Regions from separate parts of the Homo sapiens genome. Here region 1 is linked to region 2. A link is an interaction called in ENCODE POLR2A ChIA-PET data of the cell type or tissue named here. Cell type or tissue: A673. All regions are shown on one strand. Each heading gives the region's core, and the rest is flanking DNA. Links, peaks and the distances in the headings are about the cores only. Region 1 holds the start of LOC105372420 (a long non-coding RNA gene). Region 2 overlaps EXOC3L2 (exocyst complex component 3 like 2).

Region 1 (2,899 bases), core at 153-2,652, 65 kb after region 2:
CGATCTTGGCTCACTGCAACCTCCGCCTCCCGGGTTCAAGTGACTCTCCTGCCTCAGCCTCCCAAGTAGCTGGGATTACAGGCGCTCACCACCACGCCCAGCTAATTTTTTGTATTTTTAGTAGACGGGGTTTTACCATGTTGGCCAGATGGTCTCGATCTCTTGACCTCATGTGATCCGCCTCAGCCTCCCAAAGTGCTGGGATTACACATGAGCCACTGCACCTGGCCTTTTTTTTTTTTTTTTTTTTAAATGGAGTCTCACTCTGTCGCCCAGGCTGTACTGCAGTGGCGCAGTCTCAACTCAGTGCAGCCTCCACCTCCCAGGTTCAAGCGATTCTCCTGCCTCAGCCTCCCAAGTAGCTGGGACTACAGGTGCCCACCACCAAGCCCGGCTAATTTTTGTATTTTTAGTAGCGATGGGGTTTCACCGTGTTGGCCAGGCTGGTCTTGAACTCCTGACCTCATGTGATCCGCCCACCTCGGCCTCCCAAAAAGTGCTGAGATTACAGGCGTGACTCACCGCGACTGGCCTCCCCAGCAGCTTTGATCTGGATCAAGCCCTGCTGGAGCTCAGACCTCAGCCCCACGTGGGGCCAGAGGGGCTGGGACTGACGTTCCTCCTACGTGTGCCCAGCCCTGGTGCAGGCCCAATAGCCTTTCCTTCCTGTACTGACTGTCCATTGAGCACTCACTGTCCTGTCCTGTGTTGTCACAGGGTCCCGGGAGGAGAAGAGGATATAAAGAACAGAGAGTCCCTACTCCTCCTGCTGGGTGCTGTAGACACTCCCGCTCATTCACTCTGTGACCTCAGATTTCTCATGATCTATTGTTCAGGCATTCCCTAAGCACCTTCTGGTGCCCAGGGGACACGGTGACCAAGACAAGCAGGACCCTGCCCTTCCGGCTCACAGTCCAGCAGGGGAGAGAGACTTGTCCTCAGACAGTGATGACCCAGAGTAGGAATGGCTGAGGGCCCCCGACCCAGCCTGGGGATCAGGGAGGGCTTCCTGCAGGAGGAGCAGTTAAGTCAACAAGATAAGACCGAGGGTGTATCCTGCTGCCTAGCATAGCTCCTCCTCAGCATCTCATTCATTCATCCCTTACACCGACCACTTGTCCCCTGCCCCACTCTCAGAACCTTCCCGGTGCCCTCCACACCCTCGCTCCGCCTCCAGCCTCTTGCCCATCCCTGGCTCTTCCTCGTATCTCTTTTTGCCTCCTCCCATCTCTCCTCTGCCGGCTCTACCTCTGCCCATCCCGACCCCACAGCCTGGCCTTCAGACCGCTTCCGGTCCAAGCCCGGCTCCAGGCCTCTCCACGCCCCCGCTTCTGCACCGGCTTCCAGCTCTTTAAGGAGCGGCCGCGGCTCGCTTCCAGCCCCTCGCCTCTGCTGGGCGCCCCTCGCCTCTCCAGGAGCGCTCCGCCCTGCCCGTACTAGGCCCCGCCCACCCCGGCGGGTCTGCGGCTCACGCGGCTCCCGGGCTCCCTTCCCGCAGCGCTGATGCAGCAGGAGGCCGCGCAGCGCGAGAGCGAGGAGCTGCAGCACGTGCAGTGGCGGCCGCGTGCCGTGAGCGGCTGGGGCGTCCCGCAGCTACTGTGGTACCTGGTGTTCCTGCAGCCCATCATCACCGAGGTGCACCTGCGGCGCAGGAACGTGCAGTTCCTTTTCATCCGCTTTAGCGCCTGGCAGTACGCGGGCACCGACAAGCTGTGGGCCGGCCTGGTGACCACGTTGTGCGAGGGCATCCGCCGCCACTATGGCGCACTGCCCTTCAGCGTGTACTCGGTGCTGGGCAACAAGCCGGCCACCAGGCAGGACTGCTGCCAGAGCGAGTGGCATTGTCGGCGCCGCGTGTGCCTGGGGCTGCTGGCGCTGCTGGCGGCGCTGGGCCTGGGTGTGGGGCTGCTCTACTTGTCACTGGGCGGCCACGCGCTGGGCCACGGCAGCCCGAGCGGCAGCCTGCTCAAGGTGTTTGGCGGCGCGGCCACCACACTGTCGGGCTCGGGGCTGCTCATGGCCGTGTACTCGGTGGGCAAGCACCTGTTCGTAAGCCAGCGCAAGAAGATCGAGCGGCTGGTGTCGCGTGAAAAGTTCGGCAGCCAGCTGGGTTTCATGTGCGAGGTGAAGAAGGAGGTGGAGCTGCTCACCGACTTCCTGTGCTTCCTGGAGATCTACCAGCGGCGCAGGCTGCGCGTGGTGCTGGAGGTCACCGGGCTGGACACGTGCTACCCGGAGCGCGTGGTGGGCGTGCTCAACGCCATCAACACGCTGCTGTCCGACAGCCACGCGCCCTTCATCTTCATCCTGGTCGTGGACCCCAGCATCCTGGCCGCGTGCCTAGAGAGCGCGGGCAACATGAAGGGCACGGCCGATAACGGCTACCTCTTCCTCAACCGCACTGTCACGCTGCCCTTCTCTGTGCCCATTATGGGCCGCCGCACCAAGCTGCAGTTCCTGCACGATGCGGTGCAGAGCCGCGACGACCTGTTGTACCGCGAGATGACGCGCAAGCCGTGGCTGCCGGGGGACGCCGGGGGCGAGAGCGCGCAGCTGCTGGCGGTGCAGGCGCAGGCGGGGACGGAGCGCGGGCAGGGCCGCATCGACGACGAGGCGGCGCGGCGAATCCAGGAGGCGCTCTTCTGCCTTCACGACGAGCGCGACTGCCTCTACGAGTACGTGCCCGACAACGTGGTGTCCATGCGGCGCATCGTCAACACCGTGCCCATCACCGTGCGCCTGCTGCAGCAGCAGCAGCAGCAGGGGGACTTTGGGGGCCCCACGCCGCGCCAGGCGGTGGCGTGGGTGGTGCTCGCCAACCAGTGGCCGTGCCGCCTGAGCTGGGCGCTGCAGTGCCTGGAGGACCGGCAGCAGACCGGGGGCGCGCCCGAGGGCCGCG
Region 2 (2,899 bases), core at 94-2,593:
TGTCACTGTCTTAAAGTTATTATTATTTTTTGTTTTGGGCAGGGGGAAAAAGAGTTTTGTTTTTGTTTCTGTTTGTTTTTTTGAGATAGAATCTTGCTCTGTCGCCCAGGCTGGAGTGCAATGGCATGATCATAGCTCATTGCAGCCTCAACCACCTGGGCTTACATGATCCTCTCACATCAGCCTCCTAAGTAGCTAGGACCACAGTGTGGGCCACCATGCCCAGCTAATTAAACAAACAAAAAAAAATTATAGAGAGGGAGTCTTACTATGTTGCCCTTGGCTCAAGCAATTCTTGAGCCTCAGCCTCCCAAAGTGCTGAGATTACAGGCATGAGCCACTGTGCCCAGCCCTTAATTAATTTATTTATTTATTTTTGAGACAGAGTTTTGCTCTTGTTGCTGAGGCTGGAGTGCAATGGCTTGATCTCAGCTCACTGCAACCTCCGCCTCCCAGGTTCAAGAGATTCTACTGCCTCAGCCTCCCGAGTAGCTGGGATTACAGGCGCCCACCATCACGCCTAGCTAATTTTTTGTATTTTTAGTAGAGATGGGGTTTCACCATGCTGGCCAGGCTAGTCTCGAACTCCTGACCTCAAGTGATCCACCCACCTCAGCCTCCCAAAGTGCTGGAATTACAGGTGTAAGCCACCATGCCTGGCCCCTTAATAATTTTCCAATGAGATCCGCCTGGCCAAAAGACGGTTTTTAAAATGGTGAACTCAATTCATTTGGTGCATTTGCAAGGTGCAATACTTTCCTTCATTTACCAGTGGAAGAAGTTAGAAATTAACTTCCCCCCAAAATCAGCAAATGGCAAACACATTTCCTTGAAAGTCACAGTCGCATATACAGTGCATTCTAGAAAAGAGGGGGCAAGACAGGTTCCACCCACTTTCACAAGTTTCGTCAAATACCGGATCTACTCAAGGGTGGAGAGAAAAGGCAACTTTCAAAAAGGAGGATGTTATTAACTGAGGCATTTACTATACTCCTTCCTAAGAGCTCCAGATGGGGAACATGTTTTCTCAACCAGACCTAGGAAGTGGAATGTGGAAGCAATCCGTCCTCCTTCCCTTAAGGGCTGTGCATAGTTAATGAATTTTAAAAATATGTCTTAAAGTTCTTACTTTTTCTCTTTTTTTTTTTTTTTTTTTTTGAGACGGGGCCTCCCTCTGTTACCCAGGCTGGAGTGCAGTATCATGATCATATTTCACTGCAGCCTGAACTCCTGGGCTCAAGCCATCCTCCCACCTCAGCCTTCTGAGTAGCTGGGACTACAGGCACATGACACCATACCCAGCTAATTTTTATTATTTTTAATTGATTTACTTATTTTTGAGACGGAGTCTTACTCTGTCGCCCAGGCTGGAGTGCAGTGGTGTGATCTCGGCTCACTGCAACCTCCACCTCCTAGGTTCAAGCAATTCTGCTGTGTCAGCATCCAGAGTAGCTGGAACTACAGTTGCACGCCACCGCGCCCGGCTAATTTTTGTATTTTAGTAGAGACAGGGTTGAACTCCTGACCTTAGGTGATCCACCCGCCGCAGCCTTCCAAAGTGCTAGGATTACAGGCGTGAGCCACTGCGCGCAGTCCCAGCTAACTTTTAAATGTTTTGTAGAGATGGGGTCTCGCAATGTTGCCCAGGCTGGTCTCAAACTCTTGGGCTCAAGCTACCCTCCTGCCTCGGCCTACCAAAGTGCTGGGATTACAGGTGTGAACCACTGTGCCCGGCCCTTAATAATTTTTAAATGAAGTCCCCTGTTTTCATCAACCACACTGACCTTTTCGCTGGTCCTCTCCCTGACATGCCCATCTGAAATCTGAACTTTCTTAATACTCACTATTTTCTCCCATTGAGCCACTCCCCCTCCCCCATCCCTCACTTGGCTAAGGAAGATCATCACCAGGGCCTCAGTTCCGGTGTCCCCTCCTCCAGGAAGCCCTCCATGGCTCTATGCTGAGTCAGGCATCCCCTCTGGGCTTCCTAAACCCCTGGGTTCCCGAGTCCCAGCCTTGCCAGCTTTGGGTCATCACTACCTGGGGACCAGTCTCTCTCCCCTTCTGGACTGTGAGTCCAAGGATGCCAGGGCTGGGGCTATCTCTTCCCCTTGTGTTCCCAGCACCGCACAGCCCTGGTTCAACACGGAGCAGGGTTGCAGGAACTTATTCCTAAGTGAAGAGGGAGGGTGGGAGGGAGGAGAGCGTGACCCCCTACTCTGTCCCTGCCAGCCACACTTCAACAAGCTGATGCGCCGGAAGTGGCTGAGCAGCCCGGAGGCCCTGGATGGCATCGTGGGCACGCTGGGTGCCCAGGCCCTGGCCCTGCGCAGAATGCAGGACGAGCCTTACCAGGTGCACCTGCCTGAGGGGAGGGGAGGTGGGGGTGGGGGAAAAGAGGGGAGGAGGAAAGGGGAAAGGGACGGGAAGAGGGGAGATTGGGAGGTTGGGAGAGCCAAGAACGCTCCTGCTGGAGGAAACCCCTCTAAGGTGGGGAGCGGCTCCCTGTGGATGGGAGAGGTGGCCCCTGCCCGGGGTCTGCGGGGAGGCATGTGCGTGGAACTGGGGTGTAAGGCGGGGTGCAGACTGAGTCAGGGCCCCTGAGAGTGGAGCTTGGGGAATGGGGAGAGGCTGGGATGGAGCACCCTTTGGGGACCGGCAGAGACTGTCCGCGGGCTAATTAGGGGGCCAGGGAAGGCATCCTAGGATAGCTCAGGGGCTGGGGACTGGGGCGTGGGCACGGGAAGGGTGCCCATGGGTGCCCGGAGTGGATGTGGGCGAGTGGGGCGGGGGTGGCCTTCAGACTGGCGGGATGGGAGTCCGTGGGGCATGGCTCACACCCCTCGGGTTTCCCTCCTCCGCCTCCAGGCGCTGGTAGCCGAGCTACACCGGCGGGCGC

The links. ChIA-PET counts read pairs that join two places held together with the same protein. Peaks named below come from ENCODE experiments on the same cell type or tissue, not always from the same donor. Only the 100,000 strongest peaks of a DNase experiment are listed, where the experiment ranks them.
Region 1: POLR2A ChIA-PET joins it to region 2 with 6 read pairs; 3 of 35 experiments call an interaction of 5 or more read pairs at or near these places.

The regions. Positions count from the first base shown.
Region 1 is chr19:45,152,375-45,155,273 of GRCh38, reverse strand. It overlaps NKPD1 (NTPase KAP family P-loop domain containing 1), which reads left to right. Exons shown (of 5, transcript NM_198478.4): 5 at 1,499-2,899. LOC105372420 (a long non-coding RNA gene) reads right to left here and starts at 1,695. Exons shown (of 2, transcript XR_935986.2): 1 at 1,606-1,695. RefSeq lists silencers at 398-624, 2,153-2,212 and an enhancer at 1,844-2,469. In A673, for the core only: no CTCF peak of the experiment used is centred there; DNase peaks (open chromatin) are centred at 1,493 and 2,603; H3K27me3 peaks cover 988 bases.
Region 2 is chr19:45,217,653-45,220,551 of GRCh38, reverse strand. EXOC3L2 (exocyst complex component 3 like 2) reads left to right here. Exons shown (of 12, transcript NM_001382422.1): 9 at 2,233-2,355; 10 at 2,869-2,899. Among named protein-coding and RNA genes, the nearest start is that of EXOC3L2, 26 kb to the left of the region's middle. RefSeq lists enhancers at 2,094-2,787, 2,788-2,899. In A673, for the core only: no CTCF peak of the experiment used is centred there; no DNase peak of the experiment used is centred there; H3K27me3 peaks cover 2,370 bases.